Regions from separate parts of the Homo sapiens genome. Here region 1 is linked to region 2. Evidence: chromatin contacts called from ENCODE Hi-C or POLR2A ChIA-PET data. All regions are on one chromosome and are shown on one strand. Each heading gives the region's core, a stretch centred on a gene start or an enhancer-like site at or near the end of the contact. The rest is flanking DNA. Distances are from core to core; before and after follow the strand shown.

Evidence for each region. Hi-C counts contacts between places; a loop is a spot of excess contacts on that map. ChIA-PET counts read pairs that join two places held with the same protein, here RNA polymerase II (POLR2A). Pooled maps may share reads with other maps.
Region 1: a loop to region 2 is called in a pooled map, with 6 times the contacts of the local background. The contact joins two enhancer-like sites. A Hi-C loop is called at or near these places in 7 of 168 maps with a recorded cell type or tissue (B cell, CD4-positive, alpha-beta T cell, CD4-positive, alpha-beta memory T cell and 3 more), 4 of 37 single-sample maps with no recorded cell type and 17 of 50 pooled maps. POLR2A ChIA-PET finds 5 or more read pairs at or near these places in 4 of 52 experiments (CD4-positive, alpha-beta T cell, CD4-positive, alpha-beta memory T cell, MCF 10A and 1 more).

Annotation. Positions count from the first base shown.
Region 1 is chr2:237,472,631-237,478,832 of GRCh38, reverse strand. No RefSeq gene overlaps it. Among named protein-coding and RNA genes, the nearest start is that of MLPH, 12 kb to the left of the region's middle. RefSeq lists silencers at 3,137-3,216, 3,237-3,646. Within about 2 kb of position 3,457, at least 37 of the 41 ENCODE cell types and tissues checked have a DNase peak (open chromatin) inside an H3K27ac peak, as active enhancers do.
Region 2 is chr2:237,069,319-237,074,883 of GRCh38, reverse strand. The region is part of intron 1 of COPS8-DT (COPS8 divergent transcript); the gene reads left to right. Among named protein-coding and RNA genes, the nearest start is that of COPS8-DT, 14 kb to the left of the region's middle. Within about 2 kb of position 1,260, at least 2 of the 41 ENCODE cell types and tissues checked have a DNase peak (open chromatin) inside an H3K27ac peak, as active enhancers do.

The DNA.
Region 1 (6,202 bases), core at 2,208-4,707, 400 kb before region 2:
AGAAGAGTTCAGATAGAGATCCTCAACTATCAGAGGTAGGGTGGACAGAATTTCTGTAATGGTAAAAAATCCAGAAAAGCAACCAAACATAAGTGTCTATGGGATGGCTAGTAGACTATGGTATTCCTTGGGGCTCAAGAAATTAGCAGACAATTAGGGTACTGGTTGATTGTGCACACAGATAATTCAAGGACTGGTGAACGGAAGGCTGATATCAGATGCTGCAATGAAAAATCACAATCCCTCATTCAGTTTCCATATCTAAACCAGTTTTTATAGACCTAGACCCCATCGACTAAAGGAGAAGCAAGGTCCCTTCGAGGAAGGACTTTACAGTGTCACTACAATATATACCATAAATATTATACATTGTTTTCCCCAAAGGGCCCATGGTTATTTACCAGGATAACTGTACATAGGGGAAAGGGAAACAGTCATACTTTGGAGGGTGATTGGATACAGATTCTGAGCTGACATTAGTCAGGGGAGCCATCACGCTGTCATCAGAAAAGATCTGAAACAGCTTTTACGTGGGAAGGACAACAGTACACCTTCTCTCTATTGTCTGTCCCAGGGCTATATCAAATCTCTGATTACTGTCACAATATAATCCTCAGGAACCTTAAGCACATTGGTGCAACATATGGTGATATTTTCCAGATTAGAACTGGTGAAAAGGAGAGTAGAAAGATGCTGAATACTCTGGTAAGACATATGTGCATTGGGAGGCCAATCTTATGATGTTCCAGGGATATAAAACTTAGGCTAGGTTCTTAGGGGACTAAAGATGTAGAGTCTGCTGGGACATACCTTCAAAAGTATAGGGCAAATTATTCTCTTTGCAGGCGCTATGACAAGGACAGAGACATAGCACTAGGTGGAACTTTGGATGTTGGAGGCAGCACATGGCTCACTTGGGAATACTGCTGCAATCCATTTGGGAAGTGATTTGGAAGGCTGGCAGGTTTGAGTGACGCTTAGAGCGTGAGAAAATTCTGTAGCAGGTCCAGGTATTAATGCAAGCTTCTCTAGTTGTTCAGGGAACTGGAAGAGAATAAGGTTGAAAGACTGGAGACAGAGAGGTATGTGCAGGGATCTTGGGAATAGGCGCCATATGTGAATCTTCTATCTCATGTCAATGCTTACCAGAGGCCACCTAGTACAAAAAGGACACTGAATGAATGGGTATACTGGGTCATTTACCCTATGGAGTCAGACTGTGTCCTTGGTCACCTCAATGTTCATGCCAGGGGACCAGGAGGGAGGCCATATGGTCCGACTACGTGGGCTCTATCTCACCAAGCCTGATCTAGCTACTTCTGTTGCTGGATATCTGACTGATGCTGAGCTCTTTACATGGCACCATCCCCTGAGAAGACCAAACAATCCCTTGGAGCTGGCGTAGATTTGGGGTATTTAGTGGGAGTTCGTGAGAGGTAGGTTGGAATGTGCTATTGAAAAGGGTTTAGGATTTTGGTTCTGAAACAAAATGAGTAGACTCACTTTTCCCTACTCCTCCCTTCTAAAAACTAAATACCATGGAAATTCTTTAACAGACAATGATAAAAGGACTCTGAAAGTTGGGTAGAAGAAGGTAGACTGGCCAGAGACCTCAGGACTGGAGGAAAGATAATATGGTGGGTTCCTTAGACTTTTCTTTTTATCTCCCATGTAGCCTAGACTGGGTGTCAGAGATGTCTGCAACCAGTATCTACAACAGGAGATATTCTTTAATGTTTTGTAATAATCTTTTATTATGTTTGAACATAATAACCAAATGACCAGAATATAATACAAACCCACTTGTCATACCAAGAACCAGAAAAAAACCACCCGAGTGAGAAAAGACAATAAATAGATGTTGATACTTTGATGCATCAGATGGTAGAATTATCTGGTAAGAATTTTAAAGCAGTTATTATAAATACGCTTCATAAATTAACATCAGTGCTTCAAAACCAATGCCATAAAAATGCCTCAACAATCAATGTCAAGTCATTGATTTACAGAACATTAATACTTAGAATCAGGAGACTGGGATGTCACACCCACTAGCTGTGTGACCTTGGGCAAGATTTCCAGCGTTACTGGGCACTGATTTCTCTGTCTCCAGAGTGGAGGTTAGGTAGACCATGCAACAGCACACTGGCAGGTCCCGTTAGTTGTCTACTCAATAACCATGTCCCTCGTATGCTAACAGAACCCTAACTCCAGGTAGAGGAGCAAGGACTTCAACTAAAAATAGGCATTTTCCAGCCTCCCTTGCAGTGAAGATAACCTGCATGGACACTTCTGGACAATCGAAGTGCAAGAGGTTCCTGTCCCTTCCAGAATAAACAGGAAACCCTTACTAGGAGAAAGCCCTTTACCTCCTGTCCTTTCTCCCTTCTTCCTGCCTGGATCTTGAATCTGAGATCTGCAGCTACAGCAAGTATCTGGCAACCAGGAGGAGACCAGCAATAGGATGGTGAGGATTGGGGATGGAAAGAAAGCCCAGTGTCCTGACGCATCGCTGAGCTGTGCTCCCAGGCTGACAGGCGACTTCTGAACTCCTTGTTATGGGAGAAAAACACACCTGCACATCTAGGCAACTGTCGGTTGCGTTTCCTGAGCTTGCAGCTGAATGCATTCCTAACTGATTGAATGAGGAAGATGAGGAGGAGGGTGCCAGCTACAATCCTTTCAATGCCAGGTGCTGTTCAAGCGAGTTTACGGGTTCAACCACATTTAATCCTCACAGCTACTAAATGAGGCAGATGCCAGTACGGTCCCCACTTCAGAGAGGACTGAAGGGAGGCATGGGTCCTTGTCTGAGAGGCAGGCGCAGTGAGTCAGGGGTGGAGTAGGAGTGTGTCCACAGCACTTCCGAGTGCCGGCGTATTCACAAATGGCTCATAGGTTCTGTTGTTGTGGTTACCTTAGAGGATTTGTGTGCACGCGCGTGTTTGTGTGTCAACACCTCTAGGATGGTGCTCATGGCATGGGAATTCCTTTCCTCGCTTCCTGCATCCTTCCCCTGGGTCTACTACCTTTTGCCAGGGACTGGGGACATAGGAAAGGATAAAGATCGAGGGCATCCTCCAAGGCTGATCCCGACATCCCCGGGACTGACGTACGGCCTCCAGACCGATGTCAGTATCCTCTCTGCCAAGAAAAGGGGTCCCCGGGCAGGCAGCGCGGACCCCCTCGGGGCCCCGCCGGCTTCGGGCTGTTTCCCGCCGTGACTCCTCCGCTCCGGGAGGGGGCGACAGAGGCCGACGGCTGCAGCCGGGCGCGCCGCCAAAGCTCCTGCTTGTAGGGCGGGCCGGGGTCCGGGGTCTCGGGGTCCTGGGAGGCGGGGCGGTCGGTCCGCTGGGGGCGGTGAAACCGAGCTCGGCTCCTGCCCGGCGTGGCCTCCGTTTCCCAGGCTTCTGAGCTCAGGGCCCCGGCTGGGCTTCGGGAGGGTCCTCCCCGCGCCGCCCCGGCCCTTCCGTCCGCCCCCCGCGGCCCGGCCCCGCCTCGGAGCCATTCTGGGCGCGGCCTGGGCGGCCCTGGGGTGATTACTGCCCCGGCCGCAGTTCCGCGCGCCCCCGCGTCTGCCGTCCCCGGACCCCGAGACCCGAGATGTGCGCCCCCGGCCCTCCAGCCCTTCCCGGGGACCCCGGGGCCTCGGAGCCCCGCGCCCACGCATTGTTTCCTTGGAAATGGAGCCCCCCAGCCCCACGTCATGTTGCCGGGAGCCCCTCGTTACAGCAAGCGGCTGCCGGGAATCAGTGGCCACTAGGACCTTTACCCCGAACGCTACGCAGCCGTGGGGCCGCTCTCCTCCCCGCCCTTTTGTGGGATTCAAAGTCAAACCACACTAAGCCATAAATAAGTGGTTGTGGGAATCCAGCGCTGGGCCCCTCCATCCAACAGACTTTATCCACAAATTACTTGAATGCCTTTTTGTGTGTTTAGTATCAAATTAAAAAAATTCTCCACTCTTAATGCCCCTGCCTGGCGTATCGGCGGCCCAAGCCTCTGCGTGGTCAGCCCCTGGGGAATGACTTTGCAGGGGGGCCTGCATCGCATTGCACCATTGGGCTTTCTGCTCCCTGAGTTCTGCTAGGGGAGTCCCTGGGGTCGGGGAGCCGGAAGTGCTGGGATTTCCCACCATCCTCAAATACAAGGTCAAGATCCCTGGACCGTTGCCCATCCAAGCCCCAGGAACTCCAGGCCTGCAGAGGCCTCCAGGGACCCACCCACAGCCGCCTGGGGCTCTCCAGCCAGGGTTGCGCCCCATCCCCAACCCCAACCCTAACCTTAGCAAGCACTACTGCTTGGGAAGGCCAAGCTCCCAGTTCGTCCCTTTCTGGCCTGAGCTACCCCTGGAAGCCTGGCCCCTGCCCCGCTCTGGGGCCAAGCTGAAGGGGCATCATTTTTGGCCACAGTTGCAGGGCAGAGGCTGGGGTCAGCCAGTGGGTGGACCAGGTGGGCCGGGAGTGCCAGGGGAAGCTGCCAGGCTTTGTTTCTAGCTGAGAGTAGGGGGGTGGATGAGCTGGATCTGGGCCTGCCGTTTCCAAGGAAACAGTGGGAAACTGGGTGTCTCTGTCTGTGGCTTCCTCATGTCATGGGGTGTGTGGTTTCTGGAGCCGCCTGACAGCCTGACCAACTTGGGGCCACTGTGGCTGTGGGAACATATATCCTGAGTTCCAAGCCATTTAGTGAGGAAGCTGCAGAGAGGTTGGGAGGCGCTTCTTCTCACCAACCGTTCTCACCCAGCACCTCCTACCCGAGGGCACCTCCTACCCTAGGGCTTCCCTGGTGCTGCTGCCTTACCTGGGTCTAAGGTCTGAGGTCTAGACGCTCAGCCGTCAGCCCCGGTGGCCTGGGTTTTGCCCCATCTGGTCTGCCTGGTGCCCTGCCTCCACCAACGGGACCCTGAAGCGAGGGCATTGGGCTGTGAGACTTGGTAGTTGAAGGGCTCCAGCCTGGGAGCTAAGCCTAAACTCTCTCCTCCTGGCTTCCAGTGGTTCCCCTGCATGTCCTCCTCCTGCCAGCCAGGGTCTGGGCAGGAGAGAGGTGGCAGAGTTGCTGCCGCGGGGACATCTGACAAAGGTGTGGGCAGAGTTAGGAAACAGTAAGGCAGGTGACGTCCCCGGGGAGGGGCCGCAGTAAGAGCTGTTGCCGCCTCGGGCCGGAGAGAGGCACATGAGGGCTCGGTGTCTGGAATGTGGAGTGTGGAGCCTTGAGAGAGGTGCCCCCAGAGCTGTGGGGTCCGGGCAGCTGCAGCCACTGCAGGCGGGGAGGGAGATGGGGTCAATGCCAGGCTTCTCTCTTCCTGCTCCCCAGGCTCCTGCTGGGCCCCTCTTGGCTGAGCCCATTGGGAAGCTGGTGCCAAAGGGGCAGTTGGTGCAGGCCCTAGTGGCTGGTGTTCGGGATAGAGCAGGGTGGCAAAGGCGGGCAAGGCATCGGGAGGGGCAGACAAGTGTCCTGCTGGGGGCTGCCACCACACTGCCCGGGTGGGTTTCTGAGTGTGCAGGAGCCCTCTCTGGCCCGGGCTGCTGGGCTTTTGGGGCATCGTAAGTGCATCTTAAGGAGCAGCAGCCGGTGGTGTGAGGCTCTACCGCACCCCAGGCCATCTGACCACCTGGGCCACGTGGGCTTCTGGGCTGGCCATCTGGGAGGCAAAGGGAGTCTGGGAAGCCTCCAAGGAGGAAGAAGTGCTTGATCCCTTTGCCTTCCACACCGAGGGTGCCCAGCCCGGTGGTGTTCCCAGTGGTAGGCCCCGCGCCCAGGACCACGTCTGCATGTGGTTGCCTCAGCAAATGCTGTTGTGTAAGCGATGGCCTGGACCTCCCTGCTAGTTCTAAGAGAAAGGCCCATCTTCAGGTGTGGGGGAGGGGACCTGGGGCTCCTCAGGGGATGGGGTGCAGCACCCAAGGCCCTGCGAGTTGGGGGCCCTGCCCTGGCCCCAGGTGAAGCCCAGCCTCTGTCCCAGGCCCAGACAACAATCTCCTGCCCCTTCTGCACACTGAGCCAAAACCACATGATGCTAATACGGCTCCCTGATATTGAGCCCTTCCACGGTGTGCAGCCCTGCACCCCACGACAACCCTGGGGGACAGGCACTGTTATTAACATCCCCATCTGATAGAAAAAAAGACTGCAAGGGAGGCTGAATGTGAGTTAAGTGGCTTTACAAAGGTCATTGGACAATGACGGTGGAGCCGTGGCTCCT
Region 2 (5,565 bases), core at 11-2,510:
AAGAGCACAGGCAGGCAGCGACCTGAGAGCAGAGCGATGGTGCTTCTAGAGCAGGGTGGCTTCCAGGCACATGACATCATTGAAGGCCGCTCTCACACTCATTAGCTGTTTCCTGAGTCAGGACATATGTCGTGGCTAACGGCGTGAGTGGAAATATAGAACAGGTCATTATGCTTTTGATTTCTAGTTTTATTTTAATTCTGTGATCTCAATGAAGCTTGCTGTATTATGAGGACTGCACATAGCAGGCGTTGCATAAATGTTTGTTGAATGAATGCTAAGTGTGCTCACTTTTCTTTACTTTATTCCCTGAGCACAGGATCTCACCTTGCTTTTACCTTCCTTGTTTTCCATCCACTCTTGCTCTTTTCCTTTTGCCTTCTATGACTCAAGCAGTGGGATCCTGTATGATTCTGTTCTCACACTGCTATAAATACCTGAGACTGGGTGGTTTATTTTAAAAAAGAGGTTTAATTGGCTCACAGTTCCACAGGCTGTAGAGGAAGCATGATTCTGGCATCAGCTTGGCTTCTGGGGAAGCCTTAGGAAACTTACAATCATGGCAGAAGGCAAAGGGGGAACAGGTGTCTCTCATGGTGGGAGCAGGAGCAAGAGAGAGTGAAGAGATGCCACACACTTTTAAACACCCAGATCTCAGGAGAACTCACTCACTATCGCGAGAACACCACCAAGGCAATGGTGCTAAACCATTCATGAGAAATCCACCCCTGTGATCCAACCACCTCCCACCAGGCCCCACTTCCAACACTGGGGATTACAATCAGACATGAGATTTGGCGGGACAGATCCAAAGCATATCAGCTGGGCAGATGCTTTCAGCTCCCATGGCAATTCTGACAAAGAGGACAAAAGCATGTCCAGATGCTGCTCTCCCCTCATAACTTGCTCTCCTGGATCTCAGTTCAGGGGCCGGGCCAGGAGAGCCAGGGACAGGACAGCCATGTTGACCTCCAAGGAGTCCCCTTCTCTCTTTATAGTTGCCCTCCCCAGTATCATCTGTCTGCCTGAGACATCTGTTTTCTGTCCTGCAATACTTCCTACTTGTTTATGCTGATTACTTCTATCTTCCACATTCTTCCATGCCCACAGAATCACTCAGAACCCTATCCATTCCCACTGGGTTCAGGCTCTAGTACTCTTATCTCGTTCTCTCGGATTTTCTCCTGTTGTGTTAGGTCATTTCCTCCACGCCCAGCCTTTTTGCATAGTTTTCTTGTGTGCAGGCAGCTCTCTTCTAGTCAATCACAGCTGACTTTCCCGTGGAGCCTGGGCATGGCTTCAGAGTCCTCCCAACAAATAACTTCAGCCTGCTTCTACCAAAAGATCAGAGTGGGCGTGCAAGAAGAAACTTGTCGGCATTTCTGTGCTAAAATGAAGGCTGCTACCAAATTATTTGCCCCAGATTTCTTGTGGTTGCCACGTCCCGTGTGCTTGATCAGGGGCCCTAATCCTGAGCATTGCCCGTCCCTCCCCTCTCCTGCCTTCTGCTTACTCAGAGCTCTCCAACTCCAAGTACACTTTGCACCCAAGCCCGTCTGTATCACAGTGACCCCCCAAGCCTAATCCAGTTCTTATACTAGCGACACACATTGATTTCAAAGCTTGGAGCATCTCAGCGTAGCCTTATGTCAGAGTCACCAAAGTCACCTTAGGTTATTGGGAGCCTCCCGCCAGTGGACTTTTCCCACAGTGCCTAGCCCAGCCACCTTGAAAACAGTATGTGATCAGTAAGCTTTCTCAAAGGGATGACTTATACTTTCTTAGAAAAACTAGGCTTTGGAGTTGCTTAATGGAAAGTCAATATTCAGTGAGAAAAGAAACATAACAATGTTGGGAATCAAAAAGAATTAATCATGTATTTTGAGGGAACCAAGCAGAGACGGTCATGTTTTTCCTAGGCAGTTAATAGCGATGCGTTTGAGAGCCCAGGCTTGAGAATCCTGGCACTGACCGCGTGACCTTGAGCAAGGCCATAGCCCCTCTCCGAGTCTATGCCTGCACCTGTAAAACTATGGTTAACAGACAGGCTGCATGGTAAGGCTGTCTTAAGCATTGCGTTAGATTATTCTTGGCTCAGGACGTGGGCAAATAAATGGTGATTTTTGTTAATTATAGGAATGCTAGGTTGGGATGTCCCACGACCTTATTCACACAGGGTTTTAAGACATGTCTTTTTTACCTTTGATAGTGGAAATCAAGCATTATACTTAACTTGAGGGAATGCAGTCTTGGGAAATAATTTCCAATGTTCTTCCCTCCCAAGTAGAGGTGAGAGGGTAAAGCCAGACATGGATGTCTGGAGATCTTCAGTGCAATCTCAGTCTTTCCCACCAGGGGGCGCTGTGGCACCATGCAGGATCCTTAATTTCCCACTGGCTGAGGGAAAGCGGACAGGCCTTGGGTTGGGCCTAACTTTTCCTCCTCTCTTTATTTTTTCTTTCCCCAAAAATTACTTTTTAAGTGGCAGTCCCTTTAAGTGTGCTTTCGGGGAGTCCCTTTCCAGGTGCTGTATGTTTGTCTAAGTCTTGACAGGCTTCCTCGCGCTGCATCCCCTTCTTGGCTCCATCCTGAATCAGGTTGTCCAATCCGAGTGGACCTCGTCCTTGTCCGTGAGGCTGGGAGAAAGGTCGTGATCAGCCCGAAGCATCCGTGGAAAAACTGGATGAAGTTCCCGGGAGAGTAGGAGGGGAAGGTATCAGGAAGGCTTTCCTCTGGGCACCGCTAGGTCTTTGCGCTAGGAAGGGCGTTCTGCAGGGAGCACAGTCCGGTCCCTACAGAAACGCCAGGCGCTTCTACTGCAGGTTCCCGGGGAAATAGACTTTTTGTTCATCATAACTTTACACAGCGTTCATGGCCTTCTCAAAGGGGTGTGTGAGCCCCAGGGGTACTGAGTCCCTGGCCTCTATAGAAAACTTCCATGGCCATAGGAGGGGCCGACAGGAACCAGCTTGAGGCTGTTGCATGTCCTGGGAGGTACCTGTCTGATAAGAGTTGAGGATGCTTTTTAAACTGGATTCGGCTGGATTTGAATGACCATTTATTAAGCTACCTCATTTGATTCATCTGCAATACTCATGACACCAAATGAAGAACCGAGGTTCAGAGAAGTCAGATAACTAACCCAAGGTCACACAAGTCTCAGGGATTTAAACTCAGGGCTCTCTGACTCCAAAGCCCATGTTCTCAGCAGCACTGCACAGATTGAGGAGGCCCCACAGCACCAATGAGTGTTCACCCCAGTTATGTCCAAACTCCTGGGGATCAGTGCCAGAGACAGCCTGGAAATGGCTTTATACCCAGTCACAGCAGAATATCTGAGGCCACACTGTGAATCCATGTTCTTCCTGATAACCCTTTCAATTTCAAATGGACTCCACACTGGGATCCACTCTGCCTACTTCCCCATTCCAAGTTCTACTCATTCCCACCCAGGTCTGTTCTTCTCTTTCCAGGAGCCATTTTCTTATTAAGCACCTACTGAGTGCCAGACACTTCACTAAGTGCTGGGATACAGCGGCAAATACACTCAGCCCTCACACTAGAGTGAACCATATTGCCTTGAGGAATTCCTTTAGTTCTCTTGGGGTTTTCTAGAATTTACTAGTCTATTTCTTTATCAATTAAGATTACATATCAATCCCAAAACTTAGCAGATTAATACAACAGACATGGGTTATCTCATGCTTTTTGTGGCTCAGGAATCCTTGTGTAGCTTAGTTGTGTTCTCTCTATCAGGGTCACTCATGAGGCTGTGATTAAGGTGTTGTCTGGGGCTGTGGTCTCATCTCAAGGCTCAACTGGGGAAGGATCCCATTCCAAGATCACTTATATGGTTGTTGGTAGGATTCATTGTACCCTTCCCCAGCAGGATTTCTGCGATATTCTGGGGGAAGGGTACACAAAATGTTGCTGATGAAAAAGAGTCAAACTGTGTAAAATATTTGAAGCGATTCATTCTGAGCCAAATGTGAGGAATCATGACCTGTGACACAGCCCCAGGAGGTCCTGAGAACATGGGCCCAAAGTGGTTGGGTTTTATACATTTTAGAAAAACATAAGATATCGATCAATACAGGTAAGATATGCATTTGTTTGGTCTGGAAAGGTGGGACAACTCAAAGCACGGTGGGGGTGTGCTTATAGGTCATAGATAGATGAAAAGATTTTCTGATTGGCAATTGGTTATTATATTATCTAAAGACCTGGAATCAATAGAAAGCAGTATCCAGGTTAAGATAAGGAGCTGTGGAGATCAAGGTTCTTATTGTGGAGAATAGATGGTATATGTCTCTTATTAGGCCTTAAAAGGTGCAAACTCTTAGTTAATTCTCTCCTGGATCAGAAAAAGATCTGAAAAGGGGAGATGATTCTGTATAGAGTGTAGGTTTTCCCCACATGAGACAGCTTTCCAGGGCTATTAAAAATATGTCAAAGGAATATATTTTGGGGTAAAATGCTTTGATTTCTTTCAGTGCCTGCTATCTGTCATGTGATGGTACATTAGAGTCAGGTTATCTTATTGCTACAAAGAGTCTGTTTTGTCCATCTTTTTTTTTTTTTTTTTTTTTTTTGAGATGGAGTCTGGATCTGTCGCCCAGGCTGGAGTGCAGTGGCACAATCTCGGCTTACTGCAAACTCCGCCTCCCAGGTTCATGCCATTCTCTTGCCTTAGCCTCCCAAGTAGCTGGGACTACAGGCACCTGCCATCACGCCCAGCTAATTTTGTTTTTGTATTTTTAGTAGATGGGGTTTCACCATGTTAGCCAGGATGCTCTTGATCTCCTGACCTCATGATCCACCTGCCTTGGCCTCCCAAAGTGTTGGGATTACAGGTATGAGCCACCATGCCCGGCCCCTGTTTTGTCCATCTTAACATTCCTGTTCTAATGTTAATGCTGGCTAGTTGTGCCTGAATTCCAAAGGGAGGAGAATATAATTTGGCATGTCTGAACCCCCCTTCCCATTATGGCCTGAACCATTTATTCAGATTTACTTTGGTATGCCCTTAGCTGAGATGGGGATTCAATTCAGTCAGTTGGGGGGCTTAGAATTTTAGTTTTGGTTTACCAAGGTTTCAGCTGTGGTACATGGGTCATCATTGTCTTACTCTTTGAACTTTTTTGTGTATCTTTTAATATTTCATAATGAATGTTTTAAAATGAAAGTATTTTAAAAATAAACCTTACGGTATTTGTGCATGACTAGACAGACACATCAGTGGAATAGAATAGAAAGTCTAGAAATAACTCAAGTACATATGGAAATTTAATGTATGATAAAGATGACATTTCAAGTGCTGGAAAAGTGATTGGATTTTTGATAAATGACGCAGAGAAAATTAAATAAACATATCTCACATGATACACAATAAACTCTAAATGAATTAGAAATGTAAGTGTAAAAGATGACATCAAACAAGCACTCGGAGGCAACATGAGTGAATTCACCTATGGGGAAAAGCTTTTTCATTATGACTCAAAATCCAGATGAGATGCCAAGAAAGAAAAAACAAACAAAATTGGACATATAAACATTGCAAAGAAA